Regions from separate parts of the Homo sapiens genome. Here all the other regions are linked to region 2. Evidence: chromatin contacts called from ENCODE Hi-C or POLR2A ChIA-PET data. All regions are on one chromosome and are shown on one strand. The core of a region is the stretch at or near the end of the contact, and the rest is flanking DNA. Distances in the headings are between cores, read along the strand shown. Region 1 overlaps C5-OT1 (C5 3' UTR overlapping transcript 1). Region 2 overlaps CNTRL (centriolin). Region 3 holds the start of TRAF1 (TNF receptor associated factor 1).

Region 1 (4,519 bases), core at 317-2,816, 210 kb after region 2:
TCCACTCCTTCTCTGTTTCCATCATTATAGTCAGATATGTGTATGTTACATGCACAGTCATGAATTATACAAATCTAAAATGCCCACACCAGAAAGGACCTAGAGCTCATCTCATCCGATTCCTTCATTTTTTGCCTGTGAACATGGAGGTCCAGAGGAGCAGCTTGTCTAGGATTATGGTGCTGATAAATGGAAAGGCCAGGACAGAAGCCCAAGTGAGGCCTCTGAACACCGCATTCTTCCCACCACTGAGATGAGCAGGAGTTACAGAGACACCAGTTTTGGCTCCCTGTGAAGAAGCATTTTCTTATAGCCATAGCCATTCAAAAGTAGAGTCAGGTCCAAGTTCCTTATTGCTGGGGCCATCTGAGCAGAGTCTAGCTGCCACCTTCCAGGGATGTTTCTGGGCAATTCAAGGTAGGGGGCTTAATGTCCCTTCAGTGCTGAGAGACTTTTAATAGTCAAGAAAACATCTACTTGACTGCTTTAATAAAAAGGTGAAGTTTTCACATCTGAAAAACAGAAGTACTAATAATACCCAAGTCAGAGGATTTCTGCAAGGCTCAAATGAGATAATACAGATAATGCACATAAAATGATTAGCACAGTGCCTGGCACAATAAAAGTAACTTGTGGCTGGGTAATAATACCTCTCTGGCACACTAGAGGTGGTAAATTCAATAATTTTTTACCTGTGAACATCCTACTTAGATTCATAAAATATTGACATTTAAAGATCCTCTAGAGATCATCTCATCAATGCCTCCCCATTTCACAGACCAGGAAGCAGGCCCAGGGAGGAGCCAGGACTCACCAAGAGGGTTCCACAACAGAGCTGGGGCTAGAACCCGCAGCACCAGGCTCCTCTGCCTTCCTATATGCAGCCTGGTGTCTCCTCAGGGCCTAATAGAAACATTGCCTGCAGGGGCAAGCAGAGACCCGAGCCTGGTGGTGAGGGCCAGGGCTAACATGTCTAACAGATGAGTTGGGAGCAATCAGAGGGTTTTGGTGTTGTTGTTGTTAGGCTGGAGGGGTGTGTGTGTGTGTGTGTGTGTGTGTGTTGGTGTTGGAAGGGTGGTCGGTGGGAGGGGGGTTGAAACTGAATGAGACAAGAGAAATTGGAGTTAAGGAAAGGATTGTTTGGCTTAATAATATATTTTCCAAATAAAGAACCTTTAGGAAATTAGAGCCAGGACTAGACTGTAATTCTCTGAGGGCAAAGGAAGAGGAAGGGAAAGGAGATATGCTTAGAGTTGGAGGAGAAGGCAGAAAGGTTTCCTGAGTCTGTTAGGGCCTTGGGGCAAGGCTGGTCGTCATTCATCCTCTTCTTGCCTCCTCCTTTCACCTCTAAAGGCGAAAGGCCAAACTGTGGTCTGTTCATTAAATAAATGCTGGGTGTCGAAATTAAAATGGCTCACTGATTTGGCTATGTTGTGTGTGTGTGACTGACAGACAGAGAGAGAAAGGAGGAGTTAGTATGGGGAAGTGATACAGTGAAGAAGTAAGACATTGAACCATGAAACAGAGGAGCTGCCCTGACTTGTGGCCTTGGGAGAGTTCCTGAACCTCATCAAGTCTCAATTTGCCCATCTAGAAAGCGGAAGTAACATTATCAGCCCTAATGGGTTATAATGATTAGGAAAAACACCTTAGTGCCAACTCAGGAGCCCACAATCTGTGGCAGTCAGCTGGAGTGTGATTTCCAGCTGTCTTAACTCTCTAGGCCTCAGTTCTATCTTTTAAAAATAATGAAAGAATTTCCCCCAACCCAATTTACAGATTTGTTGCAAGGATGAAATAAGATCCAACAAGTGAGAGAAATTTTAAAATGTAGAATCTTGCACAAATATAAACATAGCATTAAAAACAAAAAGCATCTTTGTGCTAAGATACCATAGACAGAGACTGCCTGGTGTGCTTTTTTAAAAATTGGGAAAAGACCACTATCTTAAAAAACAACCTCCTCCAGTGCCTCGAATTTTCCCATTTGCCTTCCTCTTTTGGTCCTCAGGACTGTCAGCCTTAGAACAATGCTATACAAAGTGTGGTCCCTGGCCGCCTGGGAGTTTGTCAGGAATGCAAATTCCCAGACCCCACCCCAGACCTACTGAAACAGAAAATCTTGGGAGCAGAGCTCGGAGATCTATATTTTAATAAGATATCCAGGCCTGGCGTGGTGGCTCACGCCTGTAATCCCAGCACTTTGGGAGGCCGAGGCAGGTGGATCACGAGGTCAGGAGATCGAGTCCATTCTTGCTAACTCGGTGAAACCACGTCTCTACTAAAAATACAAAAAAATAGCCGGGCGTGGTGGCGGGTGCCTATAGTCCCAGCTACTCGGGAGGCTGAGGCAGGAGAATGGCGTGAACCCGGGAGGTGAAGCTTGCAGTGAGCCGAGATTGCGCCTCTGCACTCCAGCCTGGGTGACAGAGTGAGACTCCATCTCAAAAAAAAAAAAAAAAAAAATCCAGGAATATTATAGGCATGTTAAAGTTTCAGAAGTGTTGTTTAAGAGCTTGTGAAAGTGCAGGTTCTCATTCTATAGGTCTGGGATGGGTCATCCTGTTAACTTTTGTACGGTTTTAATAATTTTTCTTTTTTTCTTCTAATTACCATAATTTTATAATTACAGGTTGAGCATCCCAAATCTGAAAATCCAAAATCTGAAATGCTTCAAAATTTGAAACTTTTTGAGTACCAACATGACACCACAAATGAAAAATTCCACACATAAGTACTTAACACAAACTTTGTTTCATGTAAAACATTGTTTAAAACATTGTATAAAATTACCTTTAGGGGATGTATATAAGGTATACATGAAACATAAATGAATTTTGTATTTAGACATGGTCCCATCCCCAAGATATCTTATTGTATGTATATGCAAATATTCCAAAATCTGAAAAAAATCTGAAATCTGAAACACTTCTGGTTCCAAGCATTTTGGATAAGGATTACTCAACTGGTACCTTAGTCTGATTAATTTATTCTCAGCTTCTATGTATTAGTTCTTAGGGATTCTTTTTTTTAACTTCACCTTTTTTGTAATGTTCCTAGCAAATGTTATTCATGTTATTTCACTTTTTAAAAATTATGCCATTGCTCTAGTGGCGGAGCAGGAAGCAAAGGAATACAGGGCCAGCATGCTGCTGAATGGGCCTGGCAGCAGCAGAACTACGTGAAGAGGCCTCTGTGTTCCTGGAGGTTTATGGACAGAGGTCCTTGTGTAACTTAATGTTCCAGATCCCGTGTCCTAAGCAGAGTAGCTGCAACCCAGAAACAGCCTCTGCAAAGGAGCCTTCAGTACCAGATCCAAGCCTCACTTTGTGTCCTCACTCCCACTTGCTCATTGGCCCCTGACCCAGCCTTCAGGATTTCAACAGCAAGCCGAAGAGCAGGTGCTCCTGTCAGCTTTTCTGCTCACTCTGGCTCCTGTGGCCAGACCCAAGTTCATACAGCAGATCTTTCCTGCCCTGCGTGGGCCTTTGAGACGCTGTGGAGGGTGGGCCTGCTTGGTTGATTACTACTGCTGCTGCTTCTAGTTCCATTGACCCACCAGGGACAGCAGCTCTGATTCGGCCTATGCCTGCCCTCCGCCACCTCCCTCCTTCCTTTCTCCCTTCCCCTCCCCCCTCTCCCACATACCAGAAATCACTGTCTTGGCACTTGGGATTTGAAAATTTGCCCAACAAATGAAAACTGATCTTATCTGTCTGCAAAGCAATTCGACAATGCATTTCAGGAGCCAAAATATGTTTATATTTCTTGATCCAGTAATCCTTCTCCTGTTGAATGATTTATATAAATTCCCAAAAGGAAAAAAAAATAGTTGGTACACAAAGATCTTCTGTGGAAGATTATTCATTTAATAAATATTTATTGAGTGCCTCCTGCATGCCAGGCACAGTTCTAGATGGTGTAATCAAGATAAACAAAGTCCCTGCTCTCCTGGAGATTATGTTATAATTGAGGAAAAAGACAATAAATACCCACTTAAAGAGGGAAAATAATATATTTACTAAATTCTCTGCAGAGGAATTTTTTTTTTTCTTTTTGAGGTAGAGTCTCACTCTGTTGCCCAGGCTGGAGTGCAGTGGTATGATCTTGACTTACTGCAATCTCCGCCTCCCAGGTTCAAGTAATTCTCCTGCCTCGGCCACCTGAGTAGCTGGGACTACAGGTGCGCACCACCATGCCCAGCTAATTTTTCTTCTTTTAGTAGAGACAGGGTTTCACCATGTTGCCCAGGCTGGTCTCAAACTCTCAACTCAAGTGATCTGCCTGCCTCGGCTTCCCAAAGTGATGGGATTACAGGTGTCAGCCATCGCGCCTGGCCTCTGCAGAGAATTTTTTAAAAGTTCTATGATATAGAATGACTCAGTGGCTGCTCTAGATTGCATGGTTAGGGAAGGTCTATCAAATATCACTAAATAAGGTGGCATTTAAGCTGAGATTTTCTTGACAAGAAGGAACAACCACATGAAGGTCCAGGCTGGTGCGTGTAAAGACCCAGGGG
Region 2 (4,349 bases), core at 195-2,694:
CAGATTCTTTAAGGACCTGCAGGTGGTGATCCTCATTGCGTTCTGCCATCTCTATGTCTTTCTGTAGTTTCTGAAGCCTACAAAGCACCAGCAACACTAGAGCAGATCCTAAGGGACTCGGAACCCCAGAGCTGTCTTCCAGCACAAACCCCTTGTAGCCCTACAGAGGCCTTACTTACTCTTCTGTCAGTTTTTCCTTCTTCTTGCTTAAACATTGGAAGTCTGAGTCTTTTGCTGCTACAATTTTGTTTATTTCTTTCAAGATTTCTTCTTGCTTGATTTTGTGCTGCTCCAAATCCTTTGCATCAGCCTGGAGCGATCTAAAGCACATTGCTTTATTCCCCCCAGGTCCTGTAGACTTACCATGCATTATTTATCATAAACCAATTATTATCCCCTTAGAAGCAAACTTTTCATTCATCTCAATGTATACATCAACGGCTTAGGGAATCCACCTACCTTAGCTGCTGATCAGCTTTGACGAGGTTAACAGCAGTTTCCTGAGCTCTCCTTTCTAATTCCTCAGCATCTGACTCAGTTTGCAATAAACTTCTCTTGGCATCAGTGAACTTTTCAACAGCATTTTTTGTCTAGAAAAGAAACTGTCATTAAAAGCCATTCAGTTACAATACTCACTCACAGCTACTGGCCATGTAAACCAGTACAGCTCTTTTGGAAAACAAGATGGTACAGAAAGACATAAAAATGTCCATTCACTGTAACTCTAATTCTCGGTAAATAATTCAGAAGCAAAGAACTACTATATAAAAATGCTCAATGTATAATAATATAAGACCTGACAAATAATAATAGGCTAAGTGATAATGCATTAACAAAGTGGAATACTGTGTAGCCTTTCAAATGATCAGATGACAATGTAGCAACACGGAAGAATGTTAATATTATGTTGGCTGAGAAAAATAAATTTAAAATGGTATAAGCACTGTGAGAGCAACTGTGTAAAACTACATGTGTCAACAAAGACAGAAAGACTATATAAAAATAAATACAGTCATTTGAAAGTAGTGGAACTAAAGATGCTTTTTATTTCAAAATAATCTGTAATACTATTATATCATTTTAAATATTAAAACTATCTACCCAACTAAGTGGGAAGGAAGTGATTTTACCAAGATTTCCTCCACACAGAAATTCTTGCTGCACTCTATAGTTATTATCAAGCGAAGTAAAAATGCATTGATCTGGTGATAATGTAATTACGGCTGACAAACACAAACATTAAATACTTTGCAAATGTTTAAAATCTTCCTATATAAGATTTGGTAAAAACACATTTGTTTTAATCAACTTGGTTTCTTTTTCTGCCTAACATAAGATGCTTAAAACAATGACATCAAAAGTTCCAAAAATAAATAGAGTGTGGTTTGCACTTGGTTGAGCAGTGACTCACCTTCAGCCAAAAAAAACTGAAGTCTGCCATTGTACTAAAGCCAGAGGAGTCCGTATGTTAAATTTGCCTATTAAATATCTGTGTGGATGCAAAAGGGTTGGCAAGCTCCCAGAGAGCTACATATTTTACCATACGTCTTTCCATTTCAGATAGCTTGTTTCTGTCAGTTTCACCAGCAAAGCACTGGATAAAACTGGCTATGCATTCCAGAAAAGCCACCAAATAGTTTTTTGTCTCCTTCTATGTCAGGTTTTAACATGTCTGGCACACTCCTTCCAAAACACCACTACTTTCTCTCTCCTCCTCCTTCTTACCAAGCTGCCTCCCTGAGTCATTTTGGGAGGATGAAGGTGAAAGAACTTACCAGCCTTGGTTGACTTACTACCTCTGCCTACTACCACTGCCATCAATTTTCTTTTGATGATTTTATATATCTATACCTATATATATTAATATATAACCAAAATATACCAAAATTTATAATCAAAATATACCAGTGATATTTTGATATATTATCAAAATATCTTATTATATATTATTATACCAGTGATTTTTTTTCCTCTAGTTCTGCTCACATCTATTTTCTCTCACAGTAATCCAACATATGACAACAGAAGGAACAGCTCATCTGAAAAGGACTTTTTCCATTCTTAATTACTCACAGAATTTCTTTAATAAATAATTTAGTTCCTAGGTAATAGACTGCTTTTAATTTAAATAGATTCATGTTGAAATAGCAAAATACAAATAATAGTTCCTGAGGTGTTTCATGTGGGTAAGGAACTCTTTTCATCCTGGAATTCTCATCTAACTAAAAGAGCCCTTGGCTATGTGACTCTGGGCCAGTAATGAGCCTCTCTGAGCTACATCAGTAAACCAAGCTAACATCATCTACACAGGGCTGCCAGGAAGGTTAAATGAAACATTTACAAAATGGCCATGTGTAGCCACAGCAGTGGCTCAATAAAAGGTAACTCCTTTTTCTCCCCAACTTCCCTCTGTGTTGTGGTCTAAAGAATATTATCGGGCCAGGCGCAGTGGCTCACGCCTGTAATCCCAGAACTTTGGGAAGCTGAGGCAGGATCACAAGGTTAGGAGTTCAAAACCAGCCTGACCAACATGGTGAAACCCCGTCTCTACTCAGGAGGCTGAGGCAGGAGAATCGCTTGAACCCGGGAGGCGGAGGTTGCAGTGAGCCAAGATTGCGCCACTCCACTCCAGCCTGGGTGACAGAGCGAGACACCATCTCAAACAAAAAAAAGAAAATTATCTCTGACCAAAAAATATTTTGTATCATTATCAACCTGAAGACCAAAGTAATACTTGTGAGGTCCATTGTAGCTTAATAAGAATATAAAGATTGACCTATTTAAAAAAACACAGGTAGCAGAACCCAAATAATTAAATATAAAAGATACACACAGGATAAGGACGTGGGGTGTGCTAGGAACTAAGTAACTTCAGGAATTTTAAATACGCTGTTTTATTTAATCCATGCCGAAAAGCCTACGTATTCTTAGCCTGAATTTATAGATAAGAAAAGCAAAGCCAGGGGACTTATATGACTTGCATAAATTCTCACATCTTCTTAACTAGCAGAGTCCAGCCTGGAACCTGGCTGTCTGACTTGGACAACTGTCCTCTTATCACACACATTCTCTTTCTAATCCTTCAGGTGGACAGTAAGCTGACTCACCCACACTGAGCTCACACCCCAAACCACAAGAAGACAAACCTTTTCTTTAGTGCATGAAAGTTCACTCTCAGCCTCTGCCAGGAGTCGGTCAGCTTCCCTGAGCTCTGAGCGACGTTTCAGAAGAGTCTTCTCAATGCACTCAATTTCATCTACAATATCTTCATGATGTTTGAGTGATTTTTCTATTTCTAGTTCAGTCATAAGACTCTCAACATTTCCATCAATGAAGTCCCTAAAAAATAATATATACACCCATTAAAAAATGTTAAATGTAGACAATACAGATACTTGTAGCCTAACTACTAAAAAGATCTACAATGATTTTCTAATTTTATATGAGAATAGGTAAGAAAGACTGCTACATTTGATTTTGTTCAAGGTCTAGGTTTACCATCTTATTAAACATGGAATTCCTATTGGCAATAAATGCATAATATGTAAAATGCATGACATGGAATTGTTTGCCCTTTTAAATATAACAACAAAGATTATTGTGTTGTCAGCACTTGACCAAGAAAATGTTGATACTTCTATTCTTTTGAGGTATAAAAATAAAGCAAACCACTACCACAATATTCATCCATTCCCTCAAAACTATCCTTCAAGGGCAGTTCATAGGCTGCCCTTGAAGACTACCTGATTTTGTGATTTATTCCATTCGGCTGAAGTAAAACTCTGGTGACAACATTTGACACATCAAAAACTGTGACACACAATTCAATATCTTAAGGCTAACATGATGAAATTATTTGAAAATTAGATTAGCTATGTATGACTGCATGACAGAAAAATATGAAAATAAATTCAACATTTAACAGATTATCTTTAAATGAAGGCATACATATGATTTTTACTTTCTTCTTGGGACATTTTTGTGTTATCCAAACTTCCTAGAATAGTATTTATTACACTTTTATAACTATGAAAAGAAGTGGCAATCCTACCACCCTATCATCTCCCTCCAAAATACCTCAAAGTAAAAAAATTCCATTCCCCAATGTGTATACCCACAAAAATAACAGACATAACCATCTGCCTAACCTTCAAACATCTAGCCCCTATCTTTTAGGTGTGGCCCTTGCTTTCACTTGCCAGGACTATTAGTCAGATGTCTGCTGCTAGATGGCAGTGACCACGTCTTACTTACTTGTGTCCTCTGCAGGCCTCCCTACCACCCTGGGGTCTGGGCCAGTCTGGGTTAAATGACAAAAACTGGGGAACTGTCATAATTCATGGACTACT
Region 3 (4,502 bases), core at 701-3,200, 230 kb after region 2:
GCAGGCGCGAGGAATCACAGAGCGGGGCGCCCAGCCTCATCATGGGGCGGCCCACGGAGACTTCCCGTGGGAGTGGGGTCTGGTGCAGGGGCGCCCCAAAGGACGAGTGGGAGATGGGGACACGCGGCGCAGAGAGACTCCTCGTGGATGGAGCCGATGGAGGCCCAGTGTAGAAGAGAAAGGGGTCAAGGAGACGGATAAGGAGCCACCAGAGACGCGGGGGGAATTCCCCGCAGAGGATGCGGGAAGCCGGGGAAAGGAAGGGATTCCGGAAGGAAGGGCTGAGAGCCGGGTCAGGTGCTGGCAGGAGGGCTGGTTGGATAGAAACTGGGGCGGGCCCAGGGCATTTGGCGTCCCCGACATGCGTATACACTTGGAGAGATGATTCCCTGGAGATCCAAGTGCCTGTATAGACAATCTTTTCTAGAAGTTCTACCGTTAGGTGAGGCGAGAGTAGATGTAGAAATTGGAGACGAGAATAAAGAGTGTTTTAAAAGCGTGCGTGGTTACAGGACTGGCTCTGGGTTCAGGGGTCCCCACTCACTAGCTGTGAGACCTTGAACAAGTCGCTTAGCCTCTCTGTGCCTCAGTTTTCTCATCTGTAAGGTGGGGATGATGATGGCAATACCTGCTTCACAGAGTGAAAATTAGATGAGATGATGTCTGTAAAATTACGTAAGACGGTACCCAAAAGTAGTACTATTTTTCCCTTTTCTTATTAGAGCAGGTTGCGCACGTTTTGATGTCCGTGGGAATGAGCAGGTAGAGAGGGTGGTATTGAGGCCGGAGGGGAGAGAAGGGACCCACAGATGGGGAGAGAAGTCTTGGGTGCCTGTTTTATCCCAAACCAGGGGAAGGAGGGAACAGGTAGGGCTGGCTGCAGGAAAGCTTGCAGGTATGGGGTACACAGTTAAAAGGGAGTGTCTTCTGATAGTCTTGATGCAGGCCTGGAGGTCGTTTGTTATGGGGGTGGAGGTCCTGATGTACATTGTGGCGGTAAGATGCCGTGCTGTCTTTGCCACCAGCCTGTGGCAGCCCTGGTGTTACACCAGGGCAGGTGGGCAGTTTAATGTATCTCAGGCCAGATGACCTGCCCTGCCCACCTGTTGAGGCTCCAGTAGATAGACGTGAAAGCACAGTATAAGCATAATGCACCACTTTAATCCTTTTCTCTGAGGAGCTGGAAGGCCTGTAGTCACCATCTGAGCCAAATGTCATTCAAGTACTTCACTTGGGTTACACACCACACTTTGACCCACTATCTCATTTAGTCATCACAACAAATGGGTGAAATAGGTATTATTGTCCCATTTTACAGATGCAGAATCTGAGTTTCAGGGAAGTTAAGGACTTTGTCCCAGGGCCCACAGTTAGTAAGCAGTGGACCCAGGATTTCAACTCAGCTCTGTCTGACCTCAAAACCCATGATCTGAAACCACTGTGAAAGTTTGCAAAACCTCTGTAGCAGCCAAGCAGGATGGAAAGATGTGTAGGGATTGTCTTCTCCATTTGATAGATGAGACAAGAGCTGGGTACTCTGATCTCCATCCCAAGCACACAGAGCTTGGGGCCCCACAGCCCTGGTGTGAATCCCACTCCACTACCAGAGGCTGTGTGCCTTTGGACCAGGCATCTTGCTTCTCTGACCCTATATACAGCTGCAGAAGAATTCCTTGCAGGTTGCTGTAAGGATTTGGAGGGAAACTGTTGCCCAGCACACAGTACACATTCTGGGAGCCATCGTTTCCCCAGTGCACTTTTCCTGCAAATGTGGATCTACATCCCACTTGGATGCTGAGACCAGCTGCTGTGATCTTGCATTTGTTTAGCGCTTTGTTCTCCTTGAGGCAGTAAAGTGGTGGCACCTGACCGGAGCATGTAGCCACCTATGACTTCCTGAGTGGGGTGGTGTGGGGAGGGCCCTGAGGAGTCTGTGGTCCTAGGCCTTGGATTTCATCAGGGCTTTCCTGCTCCTTCTGGTTGCCTCAGTCCCAGGCAAGATAGGGTCCCAGAATCTTACAGCCCAGAGGCCACCTGTTGCAACTTCTTTTTTACAGATGGAGTCATCAGAACCCACTGTGAGGAAGTGACTTCTCCTTGAGGTCACCCAGACACTCCAAACAGAGCAGAGCAAAAGCGCCTAGAACTTGAAATTTTGGACCTGTCTCCAACACCCTGGGGATTTCCACCAGGAAGGTGAGCACCCCCACTGAGAATTCCAGGCTGCTCAGAGGTGCCAGGGAACACAGACCAGGGACCAGCTGTGGCCCCCTCCTCCGATGTGCCCAGGGAAGTGGGGGAAGCCAGCGGCAGCCTGCGATTCTCAACCAGGGGAACTCTCACTGTGCTTTCTGAGAGTCTGTGACACGGGTCATTTTCTCTGACTTGCTCTCTTGCTTTTTCTCACTCTAAAAAAAAAAAAAAATGACTGGACACTCCTAAAGCCTTCAGTCACCATCCAGGGGATTTTTATCGCCACAAAGGGTAATTCCTGCTCCATCCCTGCTGTGACTCAGCTGTGACGTTGAACCACACAAGCCAGAGAGAAGAAGATAAAGTCATCAGAGCTCCTACTCACCAGAGAGTGAGGCCCAGGCCAGGACTCCACAAGGCTGGTCCCCTGCCCTGGAGCAACTTAAACAGGCCCTCTGGCCAGCCTGGAACCCTGAGATGGCCTCCAGCTCAGGCAGCAGTCCTCGCCCGGCCCCTGATGAGAATGAGTTTCCCTTTGGGTGCCCTCCCACCGTCTGCCAGGACCCAAAGGAGCCCAGGGCTCTCTGCTGTGCAGGCTGTCTCTCTGAGAACCCGAGGTGAGGTGATGGAGGAGCGGAGGGTGGGCAGAAAGTGGGTGCCAGGGAGGGACCCCTGATGGGAGGTGAGGGGCAGAGGAGCCTGTGACTTCAGGCGGTGACTTTTCTTCTCTGGGCCTCAGTTTCCACACCCTTTTCTCACACTCCCTGACACTGCCCCTCTGGCTGTGGTGGAAGGAGAGGAAGCCACAGAAAGGCATCAGCTCCCACAGGGGAAAGCCATCCACACCGAGGAGAGCCTCGAGGCTGTGAGGCCACTGTCTCACTGTGTGGTCTGGTGCTCTGCTAATGTCCCTAAGCCGCAGCTCGCTTGTCTGTAAAGCTGTTTTCTGTGTCATAGAATTGTTAATGAAGCCCAATGAATAATAATCACAAAAGTCCTTATAATAACAAATATAAACCTCTTGGTGAATGACAAACTGTTAGACGAATATCTCTCCTTCCACAGCATTGCTCATCACCTCAGACCGTTTGCTGGGAACCCTTTTGGAGGGGACAAAGAGATCGATATATATTTGTGTATTTAATGATACTTAAAATATTAACAACCCAGAAAGGCATGATATCAGTACTATTGTGGACATCCCTCTTTAAGCAATTATGCACCTACTGTGTGCCAAATGCTCTGCCCTTGGGTCCTCAGCACAACTTAGAGGGGTGGATACTATTATGATCCTATTTTACAAATGAGAACACTGAGGCCTAACAGATTAGGTCAGCTTTGGTCAGTTTCCTGGCAAATATGCCCTTAAACTATCTCATGTGATGACCTTTTGTTTGCGGTTTTACAGCTTAAGAAGGTGGCAAAGCTGAATCAGGCAAGTGAGAAGTTCAAACATGACGACAAAGGAGGAGGCTGTGAGAATAGCGAGGAGAGGCTGTGGCCGTGGAAAGGCCAGCCAGGAGGTGGAGGAGCAGAGGTTCACTGGTTTTACCATCAAGCGGATTGTCAGGGTTCAGCTCAGGCTCTGGTAGTGGGTCTCCTGGTTTCCCCTCTCCCTCCTTCCAAAACCTGGCAGAGGAGGGAGCTGATTGGAAGTTGGAGGGCTGAGGCCTGAGGCCTAAGTCCTGAAGAGCTTCTACTCAGCTCTGCTCCTGACTCACTCTACCTTGACCAATCCACATGCCCTCTGGGGCCTCATTCCCTCACTTGTAAAATAGACTATCTCGGTAGCGGTAGCAGGTCAGAGACACCAGGAGCTTTGTAAAAACACAGTTGCTGGCCAGGCGCAGTGGCTCATGCCTGTAATCCCAGCACTTTGGCAGGCCGAGGCAGGAGGATCACTTGAGGTCAGGAGTTTGAGACCAGCCTGGCCAACAAGGTGAAACCTCATCTCTACTAAAAATACAAGAATTAGCTGGGTGTGGTGGTGTGCACCTGTAATCCCAGCTACTTGGGAGGCTAAGGCATGAGAATCACTTGAACCTGGGAGGCAGAGGTTGCAGTGAGCTGAGATCGCACCACTGCACTCCAGCCTGGGCTACAGAGTAAGACCCTGTCTCAAAAAAAGAAAAACCCCCAAAAAACAGACAAAAAACCCACGGGTACCCAGGTGTTACCCATTAGAATCTGACACCCATTCCTGATTAAGAACCTCTAGGACAGATGTTCTCTGAGGCCCTTTCTTGTTCTAATAGGCCATGATCCTCTGTAATTACTAAACATATAAGACCAAAACCAAATGGAGGACC

The links. Hi-C counts contacts between places; a loop is a spot of excess contacts on that map. ChIA-PET counts read pairs that join two places held with the same protein, here RNA polymerase II (POLR2A). Pooled maps may share reads with other maps.
Region 1: a loop to region 2 is called in a pooled map, with 3 times the contacts of the local background. The contact joins two enhancer-like sites. A Hi-C loop is called at or near these places in 1 of 37 single-sample maps with no recorded cell type and 5 of 50 pooled maps. POLR2A ChIA-PET finds 5 or more read pairs at or near these places in 4 of 52 experiments (A549, OCI-LY7, activated CD4-positive, alpha-beta T cell and 1 more).
Region 3: a pooled map shows a loop between it and region 2 (2.7-fold over the local background). The contact joins the promoter of TRAF1 here to the enhancer-like site in region 2. A Hi-C loop is called at or near these places in 1 of 37 single-sample maps with no recorded cell type and 5 of 50 pooled maps. POLR2A ChIA-PET finds 5 or more read pairs at or near these places in 3 of 52 experiments (OCI-LY7, activated CD4-positive, alpha-beta T cell and activated naive CD4-positive, alpha-beta T cell).

Annotation. Positions count from the first base shown.
Region 1 is chr9:120,941,623-120,946,141 of GRCh38, reverse strand. C5-OT1 (C5 3' UTR overlapping transcript 1) reads left to right here. Exons shown (of 2, transcript NR_148450.1): 2 at 2,633-3,890. Among named protein-coding and RNA genes, the nearest start is that of C5-OT1, 8.9 kb to the left of the region's middle. RefSeq lists an enhancer at 1,247-1,296. Within about 2 kb of position 1,566, at least 3 of the 41 ENCODE cell types and tissues checked have a DNase peak (open chromatin) inside an H3K27ac peak, as active enhancers do; they include OCI-LY7, where a contact is called at or near this core.
Region 2 is chr9:121,153,711-121,158,059 of GRCh38, reverse strand. CNTRL (centriolin) reads right to left here. Exons shown (of 44, transcript NM_007018.6): 27 at 3,147-3,339; 28 at 460-590; 29 at 180-320; 30 at 1-77. Among named protein-coding and RNA genes, the nearest start is that of RAB14, 46 kb to the left of the region's middle. Within about 2 kb of position 1,444, at least 7 of the 41 ENCODE cell types and tissues checked have a DNase peak (open chromatin) inside an H3K27ac peak, as active enhancers do; they include OCI-LY7, where a contact is called at or near this core.
Region 3 is chr9:120,924,244-120,928,745 of GRCh38, reverse strand. TRAF1 (TNF receptor associated factor 1) reads left to right here and starts at 1,950. Exons shown (of 8, transcript NM_005658.5): 1 at 1,950-2,196; 2 at 2,445-2,810. The coding sequence starts at 2,671. RefSeq lists a silencer at 1-11 and enhancers at 1,672-1,991, 2,332-2,671, 3,132-3,201, 2,798-3,321.